2 separate regions of the Homo sapiens genome follow, and region 1 is linked to region 2. The links are chromatin loops, found by intact Hi-C in ENCODE. Cell type or tissue: GM12878. All regions are shown on one strand. Links, peaks and the distances in the headings refer to the core of each region. The heading gives the core; the rest is flanking DNA.

Region 1 (5,000 bases), core at 1-5,000, 540 kb after region 2:
CCACACCCAGCTAATTTTTGTATTTTTAGTAGAGACAAGTTCTCACCATGTTGGCCAGGCTGGTCTCGAACTCCTGACCTCAGGTCACCCACCTCGGCCTTCAGAAGTGCTGTGATTACAGGCGTGAGCCACCACGCCCGGCCACCCCTTCAGTTTTTAGGGTGCTTTTACATCCATTTTCTTTATTTGAATAAAAATTGACAAGGGCTGTCTGGGAAGATTCCAGATAGGTATTTGGATCTTTCTCTTTTTCTGTCTTACTTGCATCTCCCCACCCTCTACCCATACTTTATAATGAAAATATGAGGAGAGTATTATGTGACTACATTTGCAATTTTGTTTTCACCGTGTAAAAAAGTTTATGTCAGTATTGAAGAGAGAAAAGCATACATTAGAGATTAAGTAAGTGATATATATACAGTACTTTAATCATGAAGTCGTTGTTTTCCTGGAAAGCTATCTATAAAGATAAAAATATAAATAATATAAAGTATCCAAGGAAACCTTAATATTCCAAGAAAACTGCCACGGTTTTTTTTAGACAGAGTCTCGCTCTTGTCGTCCAGGCTGGAGTGCAGTGGCGTGATCTCGGTTCACTGCAACCTCCGCCTCCCAGATTCAAACGATTCTCCTGCCTCAGCCTCCAGAGTAGCTGGGATTAAAAACGCTTGCCACCACACCCGGTTAGTTTTTGTATTTTTAGTAGAGATAGGGTTTCACCATGTTGGCCAGGCTGATCTCGAACGCCTGACCTCAAGTGATCTTCTCCCCTCTGCCTCCCAAAGTGCTGGGATTACAGTCATGAGTCACCATGCCCGGCCTTGCCGTGATTCTTTCGATGATAGCAATGTCTTAATTATTCTGTTCTGTAAATTTAGATTTGTTTAATGATGTTTTCCTAATGGTGAATACTCCTATAGATTTGGGGGGATGTAGCGTAGCAGCCAGACAAAGGGAAAAAGAAAAAAATCATGCTGGTGTTCCTTTCTCTCTCTACAATAAGCATTTGCCTGGTGTAGTTGCCAGCATGAAATACTACATTCTGTGGGCAAGTTTCCCACTGTGTTCTGTGAGAATAACTTGGCCCCAGTACCAGAGCCCAGCTCTTGAAGGGATTTCTCTCACTCTAGAAGTTATTTATAGCACACTATATCATGCAAGTCTAGAGTTCCTCAGATAAGAAAAAGATTACATTCAGGAGCATATCATGACTTTAAAACAGCTGCCTGGATCTCGTTAAGCTACTGAGATACTGTTACTTGCTTATAGATCACTTACAATAGAGGGATATCTAACTTCATGGGCCTATGGCAGGTATTTCTGGCTATTCCCTACCTACACACCAGATTTAACCATTCTAATTTTCCAAGCTGGTTTTGGTTTCTGTGGGTAACCTACAAAGCTGTAGGTATTCTTGAGCAAGTGAAATAATTCTCTGCTTACTACAAAGCTACCTCTACTAGATTTCATTAGAGTCACCAAATATGTCTTCAATATTGAAGTAGCTAAAAATTTCTATTGAAAGCCATTTAAAATGAGTACTCATCTGTCACCATTTTTTGCATCTTTTGAGTTTATCACCTGGTATTACAGTTTGTCTGCATCTCTTAATATTAATTATCTCCTACCTGCTATAAAACATGTTACATCATTCTTTTTAGCTAGATCTTCCCATGTATTTGGGTTAAAAGTCCACTGCTTTGCATGAGTCATTTGTTTTTCTCTTCTGACAAGTAAGCCCATTTTTTATATCAATATCTCTGCTTGCTTTCTAGTGGGAGCAGGAGAGGCTGCAAATTTTGCTGCTTATGCTTTTGCACCTGCCACCTTGGTCACCCCTCTGGGTGCTTTGAGTGTTCTCATAAGGTATGTGAGCAACAGGGAACTTGGCTTCTGTAGGTATTTTAAGACCAAGATAAACTTAAACCATAATAAACATATGGCTATGGATATCTAAAAGCAAACACACAAATCTAGACCAACCTGGGCTCTAAAAGTCTAGATGAACCCAAATTATTTCTGAGGCTCCTGGGAAGCTTTGGTCAAGTCACTCAGGCTCAGTTTACTCATTCATAAAGTGAGAACAATACTTTTTCTTGCCTGAAATCACAAAAATAACTTGAGAAGACTATAAAATAACAGTAGAAATAGGAAATAGACTGTCACATTATTATTTTAAAAACCTAAGACACAGTGAGTTTGATTTCCTACTAACATAAATGTGTTTTACATTTGTAACACTGCAATGAAGCATAGAAGATTTTTTAAATCTCTCATCAGAACAAATTGCCAGAGTCCTGTCAATTATTTTCCTCATCATAGTGGTTAATGACCATAGTTATCAGAGGACTTTTACAAGCATGGTGTTTTGGTTAAATTTTAACTCTCACTACAATTCTTGCATTGTTTGCTGGATACTTCTGTTTGGAGACCCTGTAGTTTTGATAGTGGAAACAGGAATAATTTTCCTATTTCATGGAATGTGGATCTAATTTTTCTGAGTTTATTATGATCCCAAATGAATGTGTTTGATAAGCATATACATTTTTGTCTGTTCTTTTCTTGTCTTTTTGTTTTCTATTCATTACCAACCTCTAGTATAAAACCTATGATTGAGCCTACTAAATTCTTTTTAGCTTCTGTATAGGATTGTTATGAAAATTAAGTGAGTTAATACACATAAAGCACTTCAAACACTTGTCTATGCAATGAATAGCTAGTAGTAGTAGTAGTAATAGTAGTATCTTCACTAAGGCTGCAGTCCTAAAGGTGGCCACATGAGGGCAACTCTAGGAAAGTACCTGGTAATTTATCATAATCTTGAGGACAGATGGGTACTTAATTGCCTTCATGGGGATGCCAGAGCATTAGAGGAAGGAGGCTGGCTTGCAGAAACCACAGCAACTGAAGCATTAGCAGTACTGGATAGGTCTAAGTATCAGAGCAGTAACAGGTGGTAAGGAAGTATTTTGATATTTTGAAAGTCTGTATCAAGCTTCTCCAACCCATGGCCCATGGGCTGCATGTGGCCCAGGACGGCTTGGAATGTGGCCCAACATAAATTTGTAAACTGTCTTAAAATATTATGAGTTTTTTTTGTGATTTTTTTTTCTTTAGCTCATTAGCTACCATTACTGTTACTGTATATTATGTGTTGCCCAAGACAATTCTTCCAGTGTGGCCTAGGGAAGCCAAAAGATTGGATACCCCTGGTCCGTTTGATTGTAGTGGTGTGAACTAGCTGATTATTAGCCCTGAGCAGAGTAATTTTTCTTTAGGAATGTATCTTTCTTGGAAACATCCATGGGCATACATATTCTAAATGTATCATGCCAGTAAGATATAAAAGATTTTCTATTTTGTTTGGCTTTACAGGAAAAGATGGGTAAATTGAAAATGACTTGAGTAGAACCTCTTGTAAGATCACTGGAAGATTATGGGATATAGAATATTATAGCTCTTTAGATATAAAAACAGTGAAGCATATTTGATTGCCCATCAGTTCTGAGTTTCAAACCAATCTAGGGTTTCAGTGTCATATAGCATATTCCAGTCAGCTCATTGGGATACATGGTGGCATGTACCACAGTGTGACTTCTGAGCTGCCATGGGATCAAAAGGTAATTGAGCTATAGTGATTTTTAATTTTTTCTCTCCCAACAGTGCAATATTATCTTCCTACTTTTTAAACGAGCACTTGAACATTCATGGGAAAATAGGCTGCATATTAAGTATATTGGGGTCAACTGTGATGGTTATCCATGCCCCACAAGAAGAGGAAGTCACATCTTTGCATGAAATGGAAATGAAATTGAGAGACCCAGGTCTGTGATTCAACCTAAAGAACCACTCAAATTCTGCTCCACTTTCTCTCCTCACCAAATAGTATCTGTAATAATATTGTAATAAGCTTTCTACATTGTGGGCCGCATTGTGGGTTGTGAGACACAGTGAGGTTTGATTATTATTTCTCCTGAAAAGATGGCAGAACTTATTTTTGTGTTCATGCTTCCCCTGTTACACAATGAAAGGGAGAGGTGGGGATGGTAGAGGCAAAAGACATATATTCAAAATCAAATCTTTGCCACTCTCTTCCTCTGAAAATAAAAAGTTAATCTGATAATATTCGCCCTAGCTCATAGTGGTATTGGTGAGATTTAAATGATATGTTTGTGAAAATCCTTTGTAAAATATTGAGAACTATGCAATAGAATGTTGTTTTTAATTTGATCTCACTTCTATTTCTAAAATACCTATGCTCTTAAACTCATGACTAACAAGATTTCAGAAAGGTATAATCCTGTGAGCATTTTCTAAAGTCAAATTCTTTTCTCCTTCTAACAGGGTTTATTTCCTTTGCTGTGATCATAACTGTGATCTCCTTGGTGCTGATTTTGATTGTGGCTCCCAAGAAAGGACAGACCAATATATTGGTTTATATTTCAATCTGTTCCTTGATTGGAGCGTTTTCAGTTTCTTCTGTGAAAGGCCTGGGAATTGCCATTAAGGAGCTGATAGAATGGAAGCCAGTTTACAAACATCCGCTGGTCTTTGTTTTGCTGGCTGTACTTGTGCTTTCAGTAACTACACAGATTAACTATCTCAACAAGGCACTGGACACCTTTAATACCTCTCTTGTGACACCCATTTATTATGTATTCTTCACATCCATGGTAGTGACTTGCTCTGCCATCTTATTCCAAGAGTGGTATGGCATGACAGCTGGAGATATCATTGGGACCCTGAGTGGATTCTTCACTATTATCATTGGCATCTTCCTTCTACATGCTTTTAAAAATACTGACATTACTTGGAGTGAGCTTACATCCACTGCTAAGAAAGAAGCCGTCTCTCTGAATGTCAATGAAAACAATTATGTTTTACTAGAGAACTTGGAGTGTTCAGCCCCAGGATACAATGATGACGTTACCTTGTTTAGTAGAACTGATGACTGAAGTCTCTAGAAACACTGAGTTTTAACCAATATGAGACACACGAAG
Region 2 (8,648 bases), core at 1,782-6,781:
TGCAACGGAGTAGTTTGTTCAGTGCCCGCAGCAAGAACCTCCCACTCCGATCCACCTCAAAAAGTAATAACTGCTTCTTCTGGACTGTTTTCTATTCTCACTACAAATACGTATCATATACCTACATTGAGATAGTTTATTTTTATTAAAATGAGGTCATTTTATACATTTGGAAAAATAACTTAGCAACATTTTAAAGTTTTAGGGAGTTTAAAAATAACATTTAATTTTCATGCTAATTTAACATTCATTAAATTGCATGAAAAAGAGGGAAAATCTAAGCACTCTAAACTAGGATGTGGGGAGTGTTTGACCCTGGCTTAGCAAAACCTGAATACTTTTCATACTTAGTGACTAAATAGAATTGAATAGGGCCGGGCGCAGTGGCTCATGCCTGTAATCCCAACACTTTGGGAGGCCGAGGCAGGCGGATCACCTGAGGTCAGGAGTTCGAGACCAGCCTGACCAACATGGCGAAACCCGTCTCTACTAAAAATACAAAATTGGCTGGGCGTGGTGGTGCATGCCTGTAATCCCAGCTACTCGGGAGGCTGAGGCAGGAGAATCGCTTGAGCCCGGGAGGCGGAGGTTGCTGTGAGTCGAGATCGGGCCATTGCACTCCAGCCTGGGCAACAAGAGCAAAACTCCGTCCCCCAAAAAAAAAAAAAAAAAAATAGAATCTCATTTATTTTGCTATTGTCAGTAAAACGAAGGGAAATGCTCAAATATGATTATAATTTATAATAGAACAGAGGTGACTCACCTGTCAGACAAATGTACTTCCTATAATTGACTTTTTAAATTAAGGGTTAAAAAAATGTACACATATTCAAGCCTTCATTACATGTTTTCTTTATTGTCTGATATAGTTGGAAGTAGTTCTTCTAATGAAGAAGAATCAAAGAAAATGCTACAAGTAAGATTGTCTGAGAATTCTCACAGAACAATGCACTGATAAATATAAATTTAATAGTGCTTGAAGAAAAGGAGAATTGATTTATCAACTCTAGGAATAAATATATGTGTGCTGGATGCTATCACTATTCCTCGTCAGTTATTCCTTCGATATTTTCTTAGATAAATTTATTTCATTTCAGAAATCATTTTAGCCATAGAAACAATACTTTTTTATCGCTTTGCAGAATAAGGACTAACAGTGATGCTAGTTTTGTAAAAGAGTTGTGGCCTTAATGGAATTTTTTTAATGCTACTCAATAAAAGGTATATCAATACAACTATTTGAGGCAATTACGTGGTATTATGTATTAAAACCTGTGAATGTTGGGCCAGGCACAGTGGCTCATGCTTGTAATCCTAGCACTTTGGGAGGCTGAGGCAGAAAGATCCCTTAAGCTCAAGGGTTCAAGTATCTGCATGGTCCCATTTTGCTCCCATCTCTACAAAAACAAAACAAAACCTGTGAATGTTCATAGCCTTTGACTAAGTGATCTTGGGTCTAAAAATATAGCCTAAGGAAATAATATGAATCGCATATGAAGATTTATAAATGTTTATTACCATCTTATCTGTAATACAAAAAATGGAAACAAAGCCCCAATAACAAAATATTTAAATAAATTAGTGTAGTTTATGTATCTATATTGATAAAACTCAGTTACAAAAGTTTTTTAAAAATTTAATGACTTGGAAATATACTTGCAATGTATTCTGTAAAAAAGTGAAATTTAATATATTATCTTATGTGTAAAATATAATTTTGAAATAAATATATAAAATTCATTTAATCAAAAGTATTTATTAAGCTGTTACTCTAAGACAATGTCCTAAATTAATAAGGATTGAAAAAGATTAATGCAGTTCCTGTTTGCATACAAGTTTCTTTTGCATCAATAGGCATATCCATTAAAATATCATATTTCCCCCACCCCCTAGAAAATGTATTCCTAGGTGGTAAAGTTACAGCTTGATTTTCTTTTTTATATTTTTCCTAATATTCCAAAATCTTTTAAAGCAACTGTTATTTTTATAATGACAAAATACCACTTTCAGAAATATCACCAAGAAATATAATAAGCAAAAAAAAAAAAAAAAAAAAAAGATAAATGGTAAGCTCTGTATTTTACATGCTCCCTTTAAAAAGATACTATAAAAAGCAGTGCGAGATTGCTATGGTCTAAATGTTTGTTCCCTCCCTTTCTGAATTCGTATGTTGATTCCCAATCCCCAGTGTGAGGGTAGTAGGAGGTACAGGCTTTGGAATATGATTAGATTATGAGAAAGGATTCCTCATGAATGGGATTAGTGCCCTCATAAAAGAGGCCACAAAGAGCTGCCTTGCCCCTTCCACCATGGGAGGATGCAGTGAGAAGGTGCCACCTATGAATCAGAAAGTGAGCTCTCACCAGACACAGTATCTGCTGGCGCCTTGATTTTGGACTTCCCAGCCTCTAGAACTTTAGGAAATAACTTTTGATTGTTTACAAATCACCTAGTTTATGGTAATTTGTTATAGCAGCCCAAATGGACTAAGACGGAGACAGATGAATACTGCTATACAAATGATCCCCAATGAGAAATAGATATAAATGAGCAATTCGCAAAAGACAAAAAATTTTAATTGTCTAAGGTTAGGGTAGAGGGGATGTTAACCTCCCAATAATCAAAGAATCCCAGCAGAGCGATAAATTACCACATTTTCACACATCACATTAACAAACGTGGACAACAAATCAAAATGTATCATTTTGTTGGGAAAATTATTCAGTAATATGAGAAAATATTCATGATATGGAAAAATGTTTATGGTATGAGAAGTGGATAAAAGCAAGTTACAAAATGATATCCTAGTTTTGAAAAAAAAATCAACCTATGCACAGAACCCAATTTATTGGTGGGGAATAAACCAAAGATTAATAGTATTTATATTTGGGTGGTAGGATTATAGTTGATTTGTATTTTTCTCATGGTGTTAATATATAGTTCTAAAGTTTCTGCAGTGACTTATATTTTAGTTATCAGAGAAAACAAGTCACTATCCTAATGAAGCAATTAGTCCTAGTATAAAGAGCACATATATGATATTATATATCCCCTCTTTCACAAAGTCCCCCATCTCCCTTATTGTGTGTACTTTTATGTTAGGTATCATTATTTCTGAATTATTTCTCTGATGAGAACATTTGGATTATAAGGGAAATCACAAAACAAAGCTATTCTGCTCACATTCACTGTTTCGCCTCCACCTATTTTCTAAAATAATAAGCATTGTTGAACAGATTTGAGCTTTACTTCCCTTTAATTTCCTGTTGATTTCATTTGCCAGGGCCTACGGCTGATAGGTTTTAATTAAATACTCCTTAATTTCTTTTTCTAAAGTCTGCTTATTCAGCTTAAGGCCTTTTTGAATGAGGAAGATGGGTACTACTACATTCCTCTTAGTAAAACTTACAAGGTTTTAACTCTTTAGGTAGGCTAGGTAATACAAATCATAATTTTCTTGGTTATGAGAAGGAAAGTGAAAATCAATTTTGACCTGTCTCAAAATGTTGTGAAATCTTTTTCTTTGATTTATAGGATTCATAACTACTTAGCCTGTGTTTTTAAACTTTCATTTCCCCTTAATTAGACTATAATAATATAGTTAGAAGGTTTTAGTTAACATTTTAAATTATAACATCTCTTCTTCTTTACTAAATTCTTTCCTAGAGAGATGTCCTCAGATATTTTCTTCACAAATATTCTATTTATCTGTGATGTCCTTTAGCTAGAAATCAACATTTCTGCCTTGCCAAGGTCGAAAAATAATTGCCTGAATCTGAAGCATTATTATACTTTTAAGATCCCTAAGCCAAGGACTAAGAAAAAAGTGAAATGCTTTCAATGGGATATGGAAACTCTGAAAGGTAATTTTTACTTTGAGTCCCAGACTGGCTTTCTGCTCCCAGATTGTCTTACTTCATTTGAATCAGGCTAGTGCATGAGAAGAAGTATGGTGGTCCCAAATGCCTAATTTGTCACATCTTCTTTGCCTGCTTGATTTGGGTCATGGTCAGGATGGATGGGTTGATGATAGGAATATGTGGATATGTAGTATTAGGATGTAGGATTGGTAACGGGCAGAGGACAGGAGTGGAGCCAGCACGGGTGGTATAGGGCAAGTGAAGAACACGAGAGTGTGGCTCATGCCAGATTGTTGTGTTGCCCTTGTCAGCCAGTAGGATTGCTGTTGTCACAGATGTGTGCTCAGAGATGCCTTAGGAAGTCTCTAATGATCCTACTCCTTGTTAGGTAATTGGCAAACTGTCTTGTGAAGCACATTATTCAGGTTTTCCAGATGAGTCGTCCTTCCTTTTCTCCCTTTCAATGTATTGTTCACACTTCTTGCAAATACATCTTTTTTTTTTTCAGTCAGAAGTCTTTTATTTTATTTATTTTGTTAACACCTCTGATGCCATGTGTTCATAGGGAAGAGGTTCCAGCAGCTCAGGTTCCTTCCCATTGGCTCTCACAAAGTGTGCTTCTCTGGGTGGAGCAGGCTGGTGCTTCAGTTGAACCCAGGTACTTTTCTCTTTGGCTTTTTTCTTTTTCTGATCATTTTCCTTCATGCGTTTCAGGAAGGTATCTCGCCTATTAGAGTGCTTAATGTGCTCAATATGCACATTAATTCTCTTGGCAAGAATCTTGCCCTTAACTTGTTTACAACAATGCCAACAGCACGCTGGGGAACTTTGTAGACTCTTCCAGTTTTGCCATGGTAACACTGGTGGGGCATTCCTTTTTGAACAGTACCCATTCCCTTGAAATCTCCAATATCACGTCTCTTATAGATTCACAGGTATGTGGCCAAAGGAACAACTCCATGTTTTCTAAAAGGCCTAGAGAACATGTATGGGGTGCCGCTCCTCTTTCCCTTTGTGTTTGTCATTTTGGCGAATTACTGGAAGATGGTGGTTCTGGCCAAAAGGAAGTGCAAATAAATCTTATAAATGTCTGTATCATATCACAGTCTTCTCAGATATCTTTGGCAATTTCCCATATTCTTCATCTTAGCAAGTCAGGGCTTCAGTTTGGTCCCAACCTAGATTTTCATTTAATTTCGCATCACTTCTTAATTTGTACTTGAAACTGCTGCCATATTGAACTACTCATTGTTACTTAAATAAACAGTCTCCACCCTCCTTGCCTCCTTGCCTTTTCTAAAATCTATAAATCTCTTCTGTCAGGATTCTAAACCAGGCTCACTTATAATACCTTCTTTTCTGGGAAGCCTTTCCTCTTCTTCCTTTCTATCCTCTGACCTCGTACCATGCTTTCTCATAAGACTTTCTGGTTTCCCTAAATTCATATACTGCATGATTATCCTAATTTTATCTTTTTTATTGAACTAAATACTTGACCTGTTCTGGGGCTAGTTTATTCATTCCCAAAGCACTCAGCACCGTGCCTAGGACAAGGTAAAATAAATGTACCTTAGAAAATAAACTCCTAGAAGGCAGATAATTTTGTCCGTTTTGTTCCCTGGTTTATTTCCAGTATCGATAACAATGCCTGGCATATAGTAGGAGTGCCAAAAATATTAGTTGAAAGATTGAAATTACTGAGCACCTTCAGTGTGTTAGGCACAGTGCATTGTTTAATAAATCTCTTTACAAAATTGTGTGAGGTGGTGATATTATTTCCATTTTACAGATTTGGAAACTGATGCTCAGAAAGGCTAAAAGCTTGTGGTAAAGGGACAACTGTGAATCTGTTTGTCAAACTTGTGTTCATTCTGCTAATTGCTATTAGCAATTTGTTGCAGTTTTGAAAATAGCTAATTATATTATCAGTACTTATTCAAATTAAATGTAGTGTGATGTGTAGGTACCATTGAGTAAATTATTGGGATCGGGTATTTATCATGAATCTATTTTATAATTCCAATGAAGACCAACTTGTTTTTCATACCATTTGTAGTTTTGATCTGCCTCTTATTTGTGTTTATATACTATTCTTAGTAATACTTATAGGCCTCAGGTACAGTTTAAATATATGTGTTGAGACAGTTTAAGTAATTGACATGTGTAATCCATGCTTTTATTGCGTTAAGTCATGTGCTGAAGTAATTTTTAGCCACTGTGAAATAATGCTTCTCTATGTAATAATTATATTAATATTAATTCATCCACTAGCTTCCAAAAGAAAATCTTTAATACATTTTCGAAATTAATTAAATCTTTCATCTATCAGACTGAATTTTCCTTTTTATAGTTTAAACAAAATAACTAATGTTACCACCTATCTATCTTCATCACATATCCAGTAATATGCTATATTCTTTAAAGAAAATAACAGAATATAATTCAGAATTTTAGTCTCTAATGTGCTTATTTGCCTCATCTGTATAGCTTGAGCTAATAATCTGTGGGAGACCTTTAGAAAACCTTTGATGTAGTCTATTGATATAATCTTTTGATCTTACAATTTTTCAGGGGCTAAATTCTTTCCATTTCAGCTACAAATAACTCTACTTTCCTATTCATTATTCTTTTTATCTCTTACCATTAATCTTTCTTTTAAGCATGTTATTTTCCTTTGCTTTTTAAAAACTTCTGTAGTTACCCAAACAGAAAATAATTGCCCTATTTCTTGTATATAAGAAAAGTAGTTTCACTGATTATTTAAACAATAATATATACATCATTGGTATGGGAAAGATTAGCTGCATAAAAATCATATTTAATGGTAATGACTTCATGGGGAAAATACACAATCCCTGACTTATGATGGTTCAACTTATGATTTTTCCAGTTTATGATGATGCAAAAGAGATACACATTTAGTAGAAACCATACTTCAATTCCCATACAACCATTCTGTCTTTCGCTTCCAGTATAGTGTTCGATAAAGTACATGAGATATTTAACACTTGATTATAAAGTAGGCTTTGTGTTAGATGACTTTGTCCAACTGTATGCTAATATAAGTGTTCTGAGCACATTTAAAGTAAGCTCAGCTAAGCTGTGATGTTCAGTAGGTTAGTGTATGACATGCACTTTTGACTTATGATATTTTCATTTACCATGGGTTTATGAATGAGCATCTGCATTCATTAATTAAAAATAAGTCCAGAGTAGATTTGAGCTGCCTAGGTCTATGATTTTCAAAGTGTGGCCCCCAGAGTAGGCCCCATCAGTATCACTTGAGCTTGTTAGAATGCAAATTATCAGGCCACTGCAGAGCTACTGAATCAGAGAAACTGGTGTGATTGTGTGCTTGGGTTGGGGAGGGGGCGGCAGGGAGGGCAGAATCTGTGTTTTAACAAGCTCTCTTTGTGATTCTGATCTGTGATAAAGCTGGAGACCACAGGCTTGGAGTAAGATCCTCAGGTGAGCAGGCCAGTATATTCACTGGGTTTGACAGGTAGGTATCTGACTTAAAAGGTCTCTGGGAAAGGGGATTTCATTTACTTTCCTGTATGCTGTTTCAGATACCTCTGTGTTATTACTAAGCTGGCTGCAAAAGTCATTAATTTAATACATGAAACTGAAAACAACAGTCAGAAACACAATGTTCAACACTTAAAAGTTTGTGTTGGATAGGTTTTATGTTATTATTTGCTTCTTGGCAACAGATTCCCTTTAAAAAAACAGAATTAAACTAAACTTTTGTGCAAATGTTTCATAAGGGAAAAAGAGTAAGACTTTTTCCCCCCGGTTCTTTGATCTTGGCTGTATTTGGGGATAATGATTGAAAGAAGCAAATGTGAATCTTATGACTTTCAGTAGAGAGTTTGTGCCTAGGGAATCAAGTTTTCTTAGCGATCCTGCATGCTTTTGAAGTGGTAAGGAACGATACGCCTACTGTGACCATTAAAGTTGTAACTAATTAACTCTGTAAAATTAAAATCCAAGCATAAAAATATTTTCATAGTGCATCTGTAAACAACATAGGCTGTATTCTTTTAATATACTTTGGATATAATAAAGTTAGATTAAGTACCTCATTTATTGCTGGAAATTCTATATCCCAGCTCACTTTATCTTAATGGGCCCATATGATGTTGAATGTGGTCATTTTGGAATGTTGTAGATTGGTCATGTTATGAAGATATTAGAAATAATCAGAAAGAATTTTGAAATAGGCTCTTAATTAGGAATTGAAAATTTTCTTACCTACAAACTTTTATTTTCCCACTGACTTTAATTTTCTAAAGAGCAATGAAGGTGATATTTGAAAAGTATAACTGACTTATTTTTGAGATTTTTGTATTACTTTCACATCAAAAACTCTATATGCCCTACATAAGTATAGGCATAAAAATGTTTTATTGAAACAATTATCTGAGCTTTCTTTCGCAGACTACCATTTAAATTCTATTTTCACAACTAATTTTCAGAAAGAAGAGTCTCCCAAAACTATATTGACATTTAAGTATGCTATTTATTGAAATTTAGCCAGACATTTATAAGGTAACTTTTAGTAATTATCTTTTGGTAAAAACAAGAAACAAAAACCCCAAAACTGAATGCTTTAATTAATTAGCTTTGCAACATTTATAATTACATGTAATGCTTCTTTGCAGGAACACACATATTTGCCTTTATCAAGAAGCTTATACACTAAACTATGTTGAACTTACATGTCAAGAAACTTATATACTAAGTTAAATGTAATTTCTGGTTTAATATTGAGTATAGCATTATTAG

Evidence for each region. Hi-C counts contacts between places; a loop is a spot of excess contacts. Peaks named below come from ENCODE experiments on the same cell type or tissue, not always from the same donor. Only the 100,000 strongest peaks of a DNase experiment are listed, where the experiment ranks them.
Region 1: it touches region 2 in a loop (3.0-fold over the local background); 3 of 110 quality-filtered maps call a loop at or near these places.

What each region holds. Positions count from the first base shown.
Region 1 is chr4:48,031,218-48,036,217 of GRCh38, forward strand. NIPAL1 (NIPA like domain containing 1) reads left to right here. Exons shown (of 6, transcript NM_207330.3): 4 at 1,776-1,866; 5 at 3,664-3,824; 6 at 4,345-5,000. The coding sequence ends at 4,955. Among named protein-coding and RNA genes, the nearest start is that of NIPAL1, 17 kb to the left of the region's middle. In GM12878, for the core only: a CTCF peak has its summit at 2,785 (motif pointing right); a DNase peak (open chromatin) is centred at 2,830; H3K27ac peaks cover 1,841 bases.
Region 2 is chr4:47,486,577-47,495,224 of GRCh38, forward strand. The region is part of intron 1 of ATP10D (ATPase phospholipid transporting 10D (putative)); the gene reads left to right. It also overlaps the pseudogene RPL21P52. Among named protein-coding and RNA genes, the nearest start is that of ATP10D, 5.6 kb to the left of the region's middle. In GM12878, for the core only: a CTCF peak has its summit at 4,182; a DNase peak (open chromatin) is centred at 4,188; H3K4me3 peaks cover 989 bases; H3K27ac peaks cover 459 bases.